Linked DNA regions of Homo sapiens: region 1 is linked to region 2. Evidence: read pairs that join two places in POLR2A ChIA-PET (ENCODE). Cell type or tissue: OCI-LY7. All regions are shown on one strand. Each heading gives the region's core, and the rest is flanking DNA. Links, peaks and the distances in the headings are about the cores only.

Region 1 (8,318 bases), core at 1-8,000, 70 kb after region 2:
CCAAGTTGGCCAGGCTGGTCTGGAACTCCTGACCTCAGGTGATCCGCCCACCTCAGCCTCCCAAAGTGCTGGGATTCCAGGCGTGAGCCACCTTGCCTGGGCAGAGGTGTGTTCATTGTTGTTGTTGCTTCTATCAGGTGGCGAACGCCAGGCATTACCATGACTTGGGCAGTACACCTCACTCTGAGCGACAGTGCCCTGGAAAGAACATGAGCCTCTAGAGTCCATTGAACTCAGCTTTGAGTTCCAGGTTCTGTCACTTATTAGTGGACAAGTCATTAGGCTTCCCTAAGTCTTCCATTTCTGATTCTTAAAATGAGGATAAAAGGACCCACCTCGCAGGGTTGCTGGAAGGGTTGTGTTAAGGGTGCCAGGCATATACTAGGTTTCCAAACAATGAGCTAGTCCTATGTCCAGACTCTTAAACTATGATGGGTTAAAAATAGTAAATCATATTTTTTTTCATTAAAAACAATTTTTTTTTAGAGATAGGGTCACCCAGGCTGGAGTGCAGTGGTGTGATCATGGCTCATTGCAGCCTCGTACACAAGCAATCCTCCCACCTCAGCCTCCCAAGTAGCTGGGACTACAGGCATGTGCCACCATGCCAGGCTTAATTTGTTTTATTTTTATTTCTTGTACATTTGGGGTCTCACTGTGTTGCTCAGGCTGGTCTAGAACTCCTGGCCTCAAGCTATCCTACCACCTCGGCCTCCCAAAGTGCTGAGACTATAGGGGTGAACCACTGTGCCCAGCCTGAAAGAATGTTTTTGATGAAATGTATGATTGAAAGATTGACTTCGACCCTCCCTAGTCTTTAAATGTCTTTGTGCAGTATTTTACTGTGTTTAGGTTCTGCACACATTTTAGAACCTGAAAATTCCTATGCAATTATCTAACCTTCCTGTATGCAGGAGGAAACTGAGGCATGGGATGCTTCAGGGTCGGCCGTGTCTCTGCCCACTGGCCTTGCCCCCTGCTATCTATTCTGCCTTCTGCCTCTGCTCTCCCCAGCACTCACACTGCTGGCCGTGTATCACTCGACCCAGGGACTCCACGTTCTAACTGCTGCAAATTAGTAACCCACAGAATGCCACACCTAAGTATATCAATGTGCTCCATGTGTAATTACTAAGAATGTCTCATTTTCTGACCAGGTTAGAGAAGAGGGTCACCGCTATTTTGTTTTGTTTCCTTACGGCTGTAGTAGTGTGCTACTCCTGCCTTGGCCTCCCAAAGCTCTGGAATGACAGACTTGAGGCACTGTGCCCAGTCAGATTTTTTCTTTTAGTTGGAGGGCAAATGAGAAGGAGAAACTGCAAGGCTGGGGGCGGTGGCTCACACCTGTAACCCCAACACTTTGGGAGTCTGAGGCAGGAGGATCACTTCAGCCCAGGAGTTCAAGACCAACCTGGGCAACAGTTCTACAAAAAGTTTAAAGATGAGCCGAGTGTGGTGGCGTGCACCTGTAGTCCCAGCTGCTTGGTGAGGGGCTGAGGAGGGAGAATCACTTGAGCCCAGGAAGCTGAGGCTGCCGTGAGATGAGATTGCACCACTACACTCCAGCCTAGGTGACAGAGCAAGATCCTGTCTCAAAATAAGAAATAAAAATAAAGAAAAGGAAGAGGAGCTGATACACTGTTGGGTTAATAATTCCAGGGCTTAGACAAGGCTAGTTTGAGTATTTGATGAATAGATCTCCCCATCGGCAGAATCCTCGATATCTAAGAAGCGCCCCATGTTTTGTGAACATGGTCCTTCCTGGGGCTCCTGTGTTTGCCCAGTGGAGAGACAAAGGTCCACATATGACAAATTAACAAATAAAATTCAAACTTCCTTGGCTACTGTGATAGCCCTTGCCAACGTTTCAAGCCACAAAATGAGAAACACACACACACACACACACACACACACACCCCTTGCCAAGGCTTATAAAAACTGTGCAGTAGTTACATAAAGTTTCCAAGCAAGAAGTTACTTCATAAACCAAATTATTTGTGAGGCTTAAAAAAAAAACAACGAGAAAATATGTTTCTTGCTTGAACCAATTCCCATGTTAAACGTCTGCCTTCATCACTCATTTTTATTACCAGTCTAAACACAGACTGTTTCAATGGAGGCCATTTACAGCATACAATAAAACGGATTCATTACTCATTTTCCTCTTATTATCTTTCAATTGCTGTAGCTCTCAGCACTGCATACAGTGGACATTAGGTCCAAGTAGACAGTGCATTACACGATCTCAATTGATGGCAATCCCTAACACCCTTAAACACACAGACACGGGAGACGCTCTGTCCCTGATCCGTTCCCTTGCGCCGCTTTTTATCACACTCATTCTATTTTCGTCTCATTAAACTTCCTATTTTTCACAGGAAGTTCTCCCTCTCCTAGTCGATACCACGTCTCCCTCTCAGTCTGCACCCATCCCAGGCCCCATGCAGTTTGCTTAAGCCATTTCTTCTTAAAAAAAATGCACACACAAACACCCACCACATTACTCACGTAATTAAGTATAATTTCTCTAGCAACAAGCTGACAACAGCTATTAAAAGTGGAGTTGGAGATTGAATCTTGGCGCGGCCTGCAAGTGATAGTGTTCTGGATGACAGGCAATGGTTATGTCATGATCCGAACAGAGATAAGAGCCCCAAACGATGTGCTGGCTTTTATTGCATGGATTAGTACCTTCTCCCCAAACCACCTCCACCTTCCTCTGGGCTGATTCCGCTACATTCATCCGGGTGCTATTTTGATACTTCAATGTAGCTTGCTAAAATTGGAATTAATTAGCTGGGCTTGGAAGCGCAGGCCCATAATCCCAGCTACTCAGGAGGCTGAGGCAGAAGAATCACTTGAACCTGGGAGGCAGAGTTTGCAGTGAGCAGAGATCACACCACTGCATGCCAGCCGGGGTGACAGGGCAAGACTCGGTCTCAAAAAAATAATAATAATAATTTAAAATTGGAATTAATGAGGTTCAGAAAAATAGGGTCTGGAAAAAAAAGCCCAGTGGCTTTGGTAATTCGAGTTAATGCCCCTTTACTTATAGATAAAAATATTTGTTTTTATTGATAATAAACATATGGCAGCTTTCTCGATGAAGCTCTAAGTCATTTATAATCTCATGGTTCCTGTGGGCTTATTCCTGATCTAGTTAACTAAAACATAGGAGTCTTACACAAACCTGGGTTGGATTTGAATTCTCATCTACCACTCAGCATCTATGGGACCCTGAATAAGTCCTGCCACCTCTCTGTGCTTCTTTTCCCGGTCGGTCAAATGAGTATAATGATACCCCGTCTTTCAGGTTGTTGAGAGGAACAAAAAAAGATAATGTCCATAAAACACATACTTCAGTGCCCAGACTTTATTAGGTGCTTCATAAATATTAGCTATTGTGTCTGTTCACACTAGTTATTAGGTGGCTATGATGTGACAAGAGCTTTCATGTGGTGTCTTTGTGAATTCTCACAATACTGTATGGTTGGGATTATTATCCCCATGTTCCAAATGGGAAAACTCTTTAAGAAGTAAGTTTCTAGTATGTGTCCGCTGCAGATCTGTCCCGTCTCCAATGCCTTGGATCTTCTCAACGCAGTACTGTGCATGCAGGAACCCGAACCTTGGGTTTGGAAGGCATTGAAGTCTATGCTGTAAATAGCTGGTCCTACCCCAAGTTTTGGTCTGTGGTGGCCACGTCCAGGCATTCCTGAGCCACCTCCCAGTCAATGGTGGAGCAGGACTGTCCCAGAGATAGTCTGGAGCAATGGAAGGGGCTCATCCAAGTGGGAACTATGTATTAATGGTTAAAGCAATAGGAGACTTGGTGCAAGCTTCCAAGGGAAGTACTCTGAGGTCTTGGGTGATTTATAATATTGGGGGAGGCAGGGGAGGCATTAACAGCAGAAGGCACATACAATGACATTGATATAAATGATTGCATGTCAGAGAAAAAATACTGTCAGGGTCACCTTCAGTCATGCCACTTAATTCTGCTTTTTCATGATAGAAACTGAGCTTCAGAAAATGTGGCAGGGATTTAAAATGATTGAAACAGTCATTTCCTTAAAAGGTGGCTTCCTGTGTCAAAAATTAACCTAGCTTTGATTTCCACCCTTGAATAAATCTTTACAGATAAGACCACTCTCAAAAATTCAAAATGTGCACAAATGAACAGCGAGTCATTTTGAGTGGAAGGGACATCTGGCAGCATTTGGATTTAGAGCATCCCTCTAGAAATATCAGTGACTTAATGACTCATCATTTGAAAGCAATGCAGTTGGGTCAGATGGAGTTTTAGCAGCTTGTGTCAGCAACTGATCCTATTTTATAGGAAGTGGAAAGGGGAAAAAAGAGGAAGAAAAAGTGGAAGAAAGAGTTGGGAGAGTCTACTATAAAAATCCAGGCTACATTCCTTTGCGTTATCAAATTCTGTAGTCTGCCTTGCCTACCAACATCGCCTTAAGCTACTGCACTAGTCCTAGCAATAGCAAAACTTGTTCTGCCCTTGTTTCTCTCCCTTTTTTTTTTTTTTTTTGAGATGGAGTCTCGCTTTGTTGCCCAGGTTTGAGTGCAGTAGTGTGATCTTGGCTCACCGCAACTTCCGCCTCCTGGGTTCAAGTGATTCTCCTGCCTCAGCCTCCTGAGTAGCTGAGATTACAGACACACACCACCATGTCCAGCCAATTTTTGTATTTTTAGTAGAGAGGGGGTTTCACCATGTTGGTCAGGCTGGTCTTGAACTACTGACCTCGTGATCTGCCCGCCTCGGCCTCCCAAAGTGCCAGGATTACAGGCTTCAGCCACCGCGCCAGGCTATTTCTCTTCTTAGGCTCATCTTTCGGAGCATGTCTTACTGCATGGATTTGACATATGTGTTTGTCTTCTCAGCTATACAATGAACTCTTCTCAGATTGCTCCACTCATCCTTCTTTCATCTCAAACTCCATCTTGATATCACCTGCTGCCCTCCCCCACCCCCCTCCATCTGGTCCACCCTGTCTCCTCAGTGGGAGCTGCCCTGCAAGGCCCACTGCTGCTTGCCCGTTCTCAGCCTCCAGAATGACCAAGATGACACCTCTACAGCTCAGCAGGGAAAGTGAAACTCAGAGGCAAAAATGAAAAAAAAAAAGAAAGAAAGAAAGAAAGAAAGTTGCCAAGGCCACATAGCTAGTTTTGGAGCCAGAATGCAAATCTTGAATTCATGTGTTCGGATTAGTTAGCTAGCTAATTAACATATAAATAAAAGCCTTTCTGATTCCAAAACTCATGCTTTTAAAATTATATCCCACAGAGCACAGAAAACATATACTAGTTGAATCCTCCCATGGTAATTCTAACCGAAGGTTTCCTCCTCCAACTCTTCCTCTAGGCTTAGGGCCATGGTAGGTGCCAACAGAAGTAGCTGATGAGAATGTGATTGCAATTAGTGGTGGCTATTATGAGTTCCAGTTTAACGGAGAAAACACTTCTATTGGCAAATATATAATGGATTGAAATATACCAACAATAAAGAATAGGGAAGAGGGCTGGGTGCAGTGGCTCATGGCTGTAATCTCAACACTTTGGGAGGCTGAGACAGGCAGATCATCTGAGGTCAGATGCTCAAGACCAGCCTGGCCAACGTGGCAAAACCCTGTCTCTACTAAAAATAGAAAAATTACCCGGGCATGGTGGCACACACCTGTAATCCCAACTACTTGGAAGGCTAAGGTGCAAGAATGGCTTGAACCCAGGAGATGGAGGTTGCAATTAGCCGAGATCATGCCACTGCATTCCAGCCTGGGCAACAGAACAAGAACCTGTCTCAAAAAAAAAAAAAAAAAAAAAAAATAGGTCTGACTTTCAATTTTCCTTAAATCAAAAATCTATGAAGTTGAATATCTAACAAGAAACAATGTTAATCCCTTTATCCATTATTCTTATTTCCCCAACTCGAAAACCCATATTTTCATTTTCAAGTTCAATGGAGGCCCTCACATTGAGCCAATTCCCTTGATCCTTTGATTCAACCAGCCATTCTCTCTGAAGAATGGGAGGTGCCAGGGTGGTATCAGTACAGTCACTAAATATTAGATGTTCTGCACAGAGTGTTATAGGACTGGTATGGTTCGGGGAGGATTGTTCGTCAGGCTGGCTCCTGCCTTTTTTGGGTATCCTGTTTGTTACTTAGCCTTTTCTCTTACCCACTCCTCAGTGCCAGCCTTCCTACCTGGGTTCCCCAGGAGTGGAGCATGCGGGTAGGAGAGTGCCAGTCTGCATTCACAAAGAAGAGGGCTTTGCCAACCTGAAGACACCAGCTCATCTGATGGTGCCTTTTCCTAGCTGTGTGGCCTTAAGTGAATTACTAAACCTCACTCACTCTTTGTGTCTTCAACTGTAAAAATGCCGATAATAACTACCTCCCACGGTTTGGGGGGGAATTCAATAAAAGAGTGCTTGTAAAAACTCCTGGCTTTCACAAACAGACAAGGAAAATGTAGTAGATTTTTAACACATTTGCTTCCTACTTTCTTTCTTTCAAAGTCCAACATAGCAAGAGATGCAAATGTTTTCTAATCCCAAAATGAAAACGTATGTTAGAGGTCGGGTGCGGTGGCTCACGCCTGTAATCCCAGCACCTTAGGAGGCTGAGGCGGGCGGATCACTTGGGGTCAGGGGTTCGAGATCAGCCTGGCCAACATGGCAAAACCCCATCTCTACTACAAATACAAAAATTATTTGGGCGTGGTGGCGGGTGCCTGTAATCCCAGCTACCCGGGAGGCTGAGGTAGAAGAATCGCTTGAACCCTGGGAGATGGAGGTTGCAGTGAGCTCCAGCCTGGGCAACAGAGTGAGACTCAGTCTCAAAAAAAAAAAAAAAAAAAAAAAGGAAAAAAAAGAAAAGAAAACACATGCTCACACAGCGGCATGCAGATATAATCTCATGTCCTGGCTAGCCCAGTATCTTTTAATAATATATTTTATGCCTAACTCAGCAAGGGAGACTTGGAGAGTGAATCAATTTCTCTTTATGATACCTTACCAAAGGAGTCTGTTGAAAATAGGTTAATAGATTTTCCCGAGTGTAACCAGAATGTGGAAACAAAACCGGACTGTTACGAAGAAAAATGAAGATTAAAAACAGCCAGATTCCTACCTGCCTTCAGGATTTCAAACTTTATTAACCAAACCGTTTTCTTAATTGCATACCTCGTTAGAGAACTGTAGGAGTTATTTATAAAACACTTAGGTCTGTTTTTTAATATGGCGTGGATACGTCTGCAACATGCCTATCTGTGTGCACGTTTTCACGGGATCTGCTGGTCACTTCAACAAGGAAGGCGTTTGTTCTCTTCTTTTCAAATGCAAATATCTGCAGCGGCTTCTCATGTGCTTCCCTCGTGGAGCACGGCTGCTCTCTCTTTGTTTATGCTAATGTAATAAACTGTCCCTAGGGAGTTCTGGCTAAACATAATATTAAATAGTCAGCAACATAATCAATTATTTTACCAGCAGGAATGGCTTGTTTACTTAATCTCTCTTTTAAAAACAGTCATTTCGAAAAAGGCATTTAATACCTTACTTATTTTGACAGCGTCAGGAAACTCCATTGTTAAACAGAAGCATGTTAAATCAAACAGACCTACATACAAGATACGTCAGCTGGATTGACTTTTACAGCATAAAGCTGTAAAAACATTTTATAGGAGGGAAAACCATAGAACAGCCCTGGAAGCGACACTGTGTGGACAAAAGCTCAACCCAGATGAATCAAAGACAGAATCGGACATTAAATACCCAATTTCATTTTAATGCACTATTTTTATAGGACAGGAGTACTTGGAAATGAAACGCTAATGATGGGAAAGAGTATTAAGAATTAATGAATATAGGGAAAAGATGAAAAGCCAGAGATTCTGAATCAGTAAATGTATCGGTTGATTGATTTTGACAGGTGCCGTTTAGTTTTAATGATTTCAAATAACACTTCGTAGTAGGATACTAAAAATCCTGCTGTGTGAGGATGTGTGCATGGTAATAAATCTTGGCAATATGAGTTTCACTATAAATCGTAGGGGCCACATCTTCCTTAAGAGTAAGTCGTTCTTCAGATTTGTAGATCAGCGAACTGAAACTACAGAGGTCTCTCAACTCCTTGATTTAATTTCTTGATCATCATTATTTAGCTCGCATTTAGAATACAATTTCTTTCTGAAGAGAGCACTGAGGACTTTATCTTCTGGATAATATTTCAACCTCTGGTCCCATTTTTTTTAATGTGACTTCGATATGTCAGTTAGCTTTTTGCCTCAGTTTCCCAAGGATGCAAA
Region 2 (8,336 bases), core at 98-8,097:
CAGACCATACATCCTGTGTGAAAGTAATTCAAAATGGATCATAGACCCTAAATGTAAAAGCAAAACCATAAAAAATAGGAGAAAATCTAGATGACCTTGGGTTTGGTGATGACATTTTAGATATAACACCAAAGGCATGATCTATGAAAGAAGTAACTGAGAAGCTGAATTTCATTAGAACTAAAACTTGTACTTTGAGAAAGACACTGTCAAAAGAATGAGAAGACAAGCCACAGACTGGGAGAAAACATAGCAAAAGTCACATCTAATAAAGAATCATTATCCAAAATATACAAAGAATTCTTATAATTCAACTATAAGAGAATAAAAAACCTGGTTAAAAATGGACAAAATATCTGAACAGACACCTCACCAAAGAAAGCACACAGATGGCAAAGAAACATATGAAAAGATGCTCCTCCTCATATATCATCATGGAAATACATATTAAACAACAGTGAGTTCCCACTACACACTATTATATTATACCTGTTAGAATGGCCAAAATCCAGAGCACTGACAACATAAATTGCTGGTGAGGAGGTGGAGCAACAGGAACTCTCATTCACTGCTGCTGGGAATGCAAAATGGTGCAGCCACTTTGGAGACAGTTTGGCAGTTTCTCACCAAGCTAAATATACAGTTACCATGGGATCCAGCAATTGTGCCCCTTCCTATTTGACACATCAGGAGCATCGCCATCTTGGACAAACACTGCCATTTTAAGTTCCCCTAAATCCAGCCCCAAAACATCAGCCTGATGGCTAATGTCAGCATGAACAGAAACATTTCAACCCTTAGAAAACCTGCTCCGACCAGAAACATGCCAACCCTGAGATAACCCCAACTCCAACCAGAGACATTCCAAACCTACAATAAAACTCTCCTTCATACAGAAACATTCTGAGCCTGTGATAAGCTCCCCCTCCCTAAAGCCCTTAAATACCCTTAGTCTGTAAGAGAGAGCACTCCTAACTGAAATTGGCCAGAAGCCCTTCTCAGGTTTATTCTCCAAAATAAATCTGTCTTTGACTATTGAGCCACTTTCTGTGTTTCTTCTTTCTTCAACTCTTACACTATTTACCCCAAGGAGTTGAAAATCTATGTCCATACAAAACCATGCACACCAATGTTTATGGCAGCTTTATTCATAATTGCCAAACTTGGAAGCAATCAAGATGTCCTTCTGTAAGTGCATGGATAAATAAACTATGGAACATCCAGACAGTGGAATATGATTCAGTGCTAAAAAAGGAATGAACTATCAAGCCATGAAAAGACATGAAGGAAACTTAAATACATATTACTAAGTGAAAGAAGCTCATCTGAAAAAGCTATATGCCATATGAATCCAACTATACGACATTCTGGAAAAGGCAAAACTATGGAGACAGTAAAAAGATCAGGGGTTGCCAGGAGCTGGTGTGTTAGTCTGTTCTCATGCTGCTAATAAAGACATACCTGAGACTGTGTAATTTATAAAGGACAGAGGTTTAACGGACTCATGGTTCCACATTGCTGGGTAGGCCTCACCATCATGGCATAAGGCAAAGGAGGAGCAAAGTCACATCTTACATGGTGGCAGGCAAGAGAGAGCTTGTGCAGGGGAACTCCCATTTATAAAACAATCAGATCTCATAAGACTTGTTCACTACCATGAGAAGACTGTTGGGGAAACTGCCCCCATGATTCAGTTATCTCTACCAGGCCTGCCCTTGATGCGTGGGGATTATTGCAACTCAGGGTGAGATTTGGGTGGGAACACAGCCAAACCATATCAGTTGGTGAGGAGGAGGGATGAATAGGGAGAGGATTTTCAGGGCAGTGAAACCACTGTGTGTGATACCATAATGGGGGATACATGTCCTTAGACATTTGTCCAAACCCATAGGATTTACAACACCAAGAGTGAATCATAGTGCAAACTGGCCTTTGGGTGATGGTGATGTGCCAATGTAGGTTCATTAATTGTAAAAAATGTGCCACCCTGGTAGGGACGTTGATAGTTGGAGGAGGCTGTGCATATGTGGAGGGAGGAGGTATAGGGAAAATCTCTGTACCCTCTTCTCAATTTTGCTGTGAACATAAAGCTGCTCTAAAAATAAGGTCTATTTTTAAGTAATAATCATAAAAATATAGAGGCTGAACGAATCATTGATTGAAGGCCTTGAGGGAGCAGCAACGGACAGAGCTGTAAACCTGTGGGCACAAGGTCTGTGTTTAATTCTCAAGCTGCCATTCACCAGCCTGCCAAGTTTTTAACCTCTCTGAGCCTGTTTGCCCATCTGTAAAAGGCGAATGAAAATCAATTCAAAGGAATTTTTTCTATGGATTAAACTACATAGAGGAGCTTTAATAAAGATTTGTTTAAAAACCACCTGGCTATGACTTCAATGTTGCAGTGTGGATGGGACCCTGTCCACCACGGGGCCTGGAGTCTCTCACTGGGAGGCCACGGCAGAAAGTCTTTAACTCCAGGACCAGAAAAATAAGCCTCTCTTCTGCAGTAACTTGTGCATTTTGTCGTGGTTGGCTAGACATTTCAACCACATAAACCCCTTGACCATGGAGAAGTGCAAATCCAAAATGAAGGCCAGTAACTCACATGACGTGACAGTCTGCACCTCTGGGCACTCACTTTCCTTTACTCCCTCCCTCCACTCTCACATGCATTTTTCTGATCTTTGTCTCTTCCCTCAGATCTTATTGGCTGCACTCTCGCCAGCCTCCACAGTTGGTTCTTCAGCTTCAGTGGGACCTGCCATCTTCTGAGACCTTTGCTTTCTTCTTATTTCTGAGTTCCTTCCTATCCTGGTTTCCTTCCACTTCCAGCATAGCTTCCATCATCAGCCACTTCCACTACCCTCTGCACCTCTCCCTGGCCCTTTGTTTCCCTGTCACACAGGACCCCGTGATGGAGCCTTCTTTCTACCTGCTCCTGCCTGGAGGGCTAAGGGCGCTGCAGAAGAGCCTGGCTGTGCAGTCTGGTGGAGGCTTCCTCCTCAGTGCCTGCATCCACGCTCAGCTTGCTCTCCCTCCACAGGCCTCCAGCCATGCCCCAAGCCTCTCTCTCCCTCCACAGGGCTCCAGCCATGCCCCGGGCCTCTCTCTCCCTCCACAGGCCTCCAGCCAGGCCTCGGCCCCCTCTTCCCCTCCACAGGGCTCCAGCCACACCCTGGGCCCCTTCTTTCCCTCCACAGGCCCCCAGCCATGCCCCGGGCCCCTCTCTCCCTCCACAGGCCTCCAGCTACATCCTGGGCCTCTCCTTCCCACCACAGGCCTCCAGCCACATCCTGGGCCTCTCCTTCCCCCCACAGGCCTCCAGCCACATCCTGGGCCTCTCCTTCCCTCCACAGGCCTCCAGCCACATCCTGGGCCTCTCCTTCCCTCCACAGGCCTCCAGCCACATCCTGGGCCTCTCCTTCCCGCCACAGGGCTCCAGCCAGGCCACAGCCTCCCTGCTCTTGGGTGACTGTCTTGATTTCTATTTTCCAGAGTAAATAAAGGCCCCGAGCCCCCTCGACTTCCTGCCACGGAACAACACCCAGGCTTGCAGCTGCATCCCTCCTATTTCCTTCTTCCTTTCTGTGACGACAGACAAGGTGTCCCACCCCCTCTGAGGAAGCCGTCCACCTGCACCTTCTGCCTCATCGAGAAGGGCCTCTCTTCTGAACTTCACATCTTTCATCTCCCAGCATCTTTCCATTATCTTTTAAAATGTTCAAGTTAAAATGTTCTTTTTTTTTTTTTTTTTTTTTTTGGCAGGGTCTCATTCTGTAGCCCAGGCTGGAGTGCAGTGGCGCCATCTTGACTCACTGCAGCCTCAAACTCCTTGGCTCAAGCAATCCTCCTGCCTCAGCCTCCCGAGTAGCTGGGACCACACGCATGCACCACCACACCGAGCTAATTTTTGTATTTTTTTAGAGACGGGGTTTTACCATGTTGCCCAGGCTGGTCTCGAACTCCTGTGCTCAAAGGATCTTCCTGCCTTAGCCTCTCAAAGTGCTGGGATTACAGGCATGAGCCACCGTGCCCAGCCTCTATTTTTTTTTTTTTTTAAATCTCCCTCAACCCAACTTCATCTTCTATCTACTTTCTGGAGTCTCTGCTCCACTTTGAAGTCACAATTTGCATGGGCTGCTCCTGCTACATCCTTCTTAGTCTGCCACAATCTGGCCCCCATCCCAAATCCCCCAACATCTGCCCCTCCACCTCAATGAAACTTCTCTTGCCCAGGTTATTATTATTTTGTTTGTTTGTTTGTTTTGAGATGGAGTCTCACTCTGTTGCCCAGGCTGGAGTGCAGTGGAGCAGTCTCAGCTCACTGCAACCTCTGCATCCTAAATTCAAGCGATTCTCCTGCCTCAGCCTTCTGAGTAGCTGGGATTACAGGTGCGTGGTACCATTCCCAGCTAATTTTTGTATTTTTAGTAGAGTTGGGTTTCACCACATTGGCCAAGCTGGTCTTGAATTCCTGACCTCAGGTGATCTGCCTGCCTCCACCTCCCAAAGTGCTGGGATTACAGGCATGAGCCTCTTGTCCAGGTTATAAACAACCACTTCATCACTTTCAGTCCTTGTCTTACCTTTCCTCTCAGTCAAATTTGTTCAACTTACTTTTCTTGTCAAAACATGATTTTCCCTTGGTTTCAGAGATAATACCCCTGCGTGGGATTTTAGCCCCCTAAGCCCCCCAGATGCTCATGTTTGGTAACCCATGTAGGCCTTCCTGCCTCTCTGTCCATCTGTTAAATATTGACCTCCTCCAGGGCCTATCTATTAATAAGTAACTCTTTTCATCCCACACACACTCAGAACTCATCAATACCAGAGCTTTAGGGACCATCCCAGCTCTCTCATGAACCCCACACTCTCGCTCCAGCTGCCGACCAGTTACTTCTGGTGGGATGTCCCACAGACCCCTCAACTGCACAAGTGCAATATCTACTCATCCCTTCTCTTCCCCAAATCTGTCCTTCTTTTCATGTTCCATATCTCAGCAAATGGCACCACCAGTTAATCTGCCTAAGCCAGAGACCTGGAAGTCATTCATGGTTGCTGTGTCTACTTCAGCACCCTCATCCAATTGACCAAAAGCCTGCCTGTCCTATCTCTGGACCATGTTTTAATCCATTCTCTTGTCCCCAGGTCCACTGCTCTTAGCTCCATGCAAGCAAGACTCCTGGTCTCCCCCCAACACCCCAGCTTTCCTCCCATCTCTCCATGATCACATTGGCCAGCAGGACCTTTATGAAATACAGAGGTAGTCATGCTGTTTCCTTGCTTAAAATACTCCAGTGGCTTTATGTTGCCCTTAGGACAGGAACCACTCCCTTTCCCATGGCCTGCAAACCTTTCATGGTCCATGTCCTGATTCCAGGCTCAGCCGTGGACCCCCGGCCTTAGGACGCACAATTTCCCCTGCTAGGCACAGCCTCTCCTTCTCTGTAGCCCGTCTTTGTGAGTTGAAAGGGATGTTGCTGAGCTAAACCTTCCTCCTGCAGGATCTGTTCTATGAAACTGTATGATGATCACAGAGGAAGTTTGATGATGAGGCTCCTAGAGAAGCAGATGCCTTGTAAGCTCTCCGTCACTAAGGGAAGGATAACCCCTCAGACGTCCTTTCTTCCTGGGGATTTAAACTGGTTATCATTGTAAGGATAATGCAAAGAAAAATGAACCTATTTGGGATGGTCAGATGAGTGATGCCTATTTGTGAAAATAAACACAGCCTGGGCGTGATTTGTCATGGACATCTGGTACAGACAAGAAGAAAAAAAGGAAAGGGGGAGAAAAGATGTCCGGAGAGAAGAAGGGGAAGGAGGGGAAGAGAGCAACCACCAGCTGAGGACCAGAGCCTTTCCCCTCCCCCTAGCAAGGATCAGAAACAAGGATCAAGTGCCCTGTCCATCCAGGGAGACTGAACCCACTGCCTCTGAGTAACATGTTCTCAGGGCAAAGAGTTTAAAAGAAAGAGGAGGAGATGAAGAAGAAAGAAGTGGAGAAGGAAGAAGACGAGAGGGAGAAGGAGGGGGAAGAGCAGGAGGAAGAGGAGGAGGGGAAAGAGGAGGAGAACAAAGAGGAAAAGAAGGAGACAAAAAAGGAGAGGAAGGAGGAAGAAGAGGAGCAGGATGAGAAGGAGGAGGTGGAGGTGGAAGAAGAAGAGGAAGAGGAAGAGGTGGAGGAAGAGAAAGGTGGAGGAGGAGGAAGAGGAAGAGGTGGAGGAGGAGGAGGTGGAAAAGGTGGAGGAGGAGGAGGAAAAGGGAGGAAGAGGAGGAAGACGAGGAGGCAAATGAGGAAGAGGAGGAGGCCTGTATTGGTAACTTCCTGAAATTTTTACTTGTTATACTGAAATCATTTTCCCAATAAATTTAAGTACCTTGATTCACCATAGGTAAGAATCAGACTAAGAACGATAAAAAGGAAGAAGTGGCCTAAAAAACACAGACCAAAGGCCATCTTGATGGCAAATGCCACTGCCCCTGTAGGCAAACGCAGCAGGACCACTGCGCCCTTCGTGCCTGGCACATACGCATCACCTTGTGCTGGGGCCAGCTGGAGGGGCTCTGGTGGCTTGTTATCAAGGAGCCTCTAGTCTGACAAGCATGTTCTGCATGGCGTGGGTTCCGTGGCTCACTCTCAGAGCTTCTGTCTTTTGGAATCCCTGCAAGGGTCTTAAGGGCAGTTTCCACTCTAGTAGTTGTGAGAGCGCCAGGCAAGTCCATTTGCCTTTCTTTTCCTCTTCCCTTCCCTTCCCCAACTCTGCCCCCTCCCCCCTGCTACTCCTAATCCAATCTCTCACTACCCTATGGTGTTAGAAATCACAGTTCATAGATCAAAATGTATAAAAATAAATTATTTTAAAATCCATATTTTTCAGCAGCTTTTAAACTAGCCTTTCAGTACGTGGAATCTTATGAATATGTGAACTTTGACCTCATTCCAGTGCAGACGTATCACCACTATAACTTTGAATTACAGTATGTGGTTCTCTCTCAAACAATTATATTCACAAAACCCTTTTTTTAGAAAAATTTTATCATCTGTTCAAAATAGGTTATTCTGCATTCGGTTTATTATCATAAGGCCCTATGTGCAAGATAATCTTTACATGCAGATGAAATGTTAGCAAGAAATGCAAGTTTGCTGAGATGTTATTAAAAAGTCACATTATACTCTGAGACCTGAAAAAAAAGAAAAAAAAAATTAAAAGCCACATTAAGAAAAATAATCACTTATAAATTAATCAGATATAGCTACTTCTAAATTATACAAAATTTAAATGATTGAAATTATGCCACATAAGTTAAATAGACTCTTTAGCAGCAAAATAGAAAGATCTAGGTCATTACCTTTAAATTTACTCATAATTCTTGTTGTCTGAATCAGCTAGAGCATCAATTGTTCCACCTATATGACAACGTGATAAGTATGATAACTTTTCTATCTTGCACACATGAAGATTGCAAACATCAAATGACATTTATGTAAATGTATCATTTTGTTATTTGTAGAAAAAATAAAACTTTTGAAGTTCTCAGAATTAATAAGCGATCAGAATTAGCAAGTGCATGGCAAACACTCACTTTCCTTTTCCTGAGGTATGATTTTGGATAGTCTGAACGGAACTGGGAGGCCGTTGTATTAGAACAAGTCACTTGGCTGGTGAGAAAACTTAGCCAATGATTTAGCATGTAGTTCAGCTTTGGTTTTCATTCATGCGTTCATTCAAGTATTCACTTCAACTTGTTCTGTACGTCAGGCACTGTGCTAGGTACCAGGCTGTGGAAGAGTAAGAAGGAATATAGATAACTCTTCCAGTAATTTTGACCGGTGTAGTAGAAATAATTGATTGCCAACAAAAACCCATCCTCCCTTTATTAATAGTAGTAATGTTAGGCTGTGCACATGTTGCCCAGCTAGTGACTGAATTTCCTAGCCTCCCTCATAGCTCACTATGGATGTATGACTATTCTTGCCAGTAAAATGTGAGTGGAAGTGATATGATATGAGCTGTCATAGGTTTAGGGCTTCCTACCTAAGCTGTGTGTTCATTTTCCTTCCTGTGAGCTTGAATACGGAAGCACCTTATGGTCCAGCTTGAACCATGCACGTAGCAACACTCGAGCAGAAATTGGAAACCTATGACCTTTGGGTCAAATCCAACTCACTGATTGTTTTTGTAAAGATTAGTGAATTATCTCTGACTGCTTTTGTGCTACAACAGCAAAGTTGAGTAGTTGTTGTGAGAGGGATCATATGACCTACAAAACCAGAAAATATTACTATCTGGCTCCTGATAACAAAAGTTTCCTAACGCCTTTGTTAGAGGATGG

Evidence for each region. ChIA-PET counts read pairs that join two places held together with the same protein. Peaks named below come from ENCODE experiments on the same cell type or tissue, not always from the same donor. Only the 100,000 strongest peaks of a DNase experiment are listed, where the experiment ranks them.
Region 1: POLR2A ChIA-PET joins it to region 2 with 8 read pairs; 6 of 35 experiments call an interaction of 5 or more read pairs at or near these places.

The regions. Positions count from the first base shown.
Region 1 is chr10:7,432,658-7,440,975 of GRCh38, reverse strand. LOC124902373 (a long non-coding RNA gene) reads left to right here. Exons shown (of 2, transcript XR_007062050.1): 2 at 1-482. Among named protein-coding and RNA genes, the nearest start is that of SFMBT2, 26 kb to the right of the region's middle. In OCI-LY7, for the core only: no CTCF peak of the experiment used is centred there; no DNase peak of the experiment used is centred there.
Region 2 is chr10:7,503,221-7,511,556 of GRCh38, reverse strand. No RefSeq gene overlaps it. Among named protein-coding and RNA genes, the nearest start is that of LINC02642, 35 kb to the right of the region's middle. In OCI-LY7, for the core only: no CTCF peak of the experiment used is centred there; DNase peaks (open chromatin) are centred at 3,006 and 3,586; H3K4me3 peaks cover 1,414 bases; H3K27ac peaks cover 1,842 bases.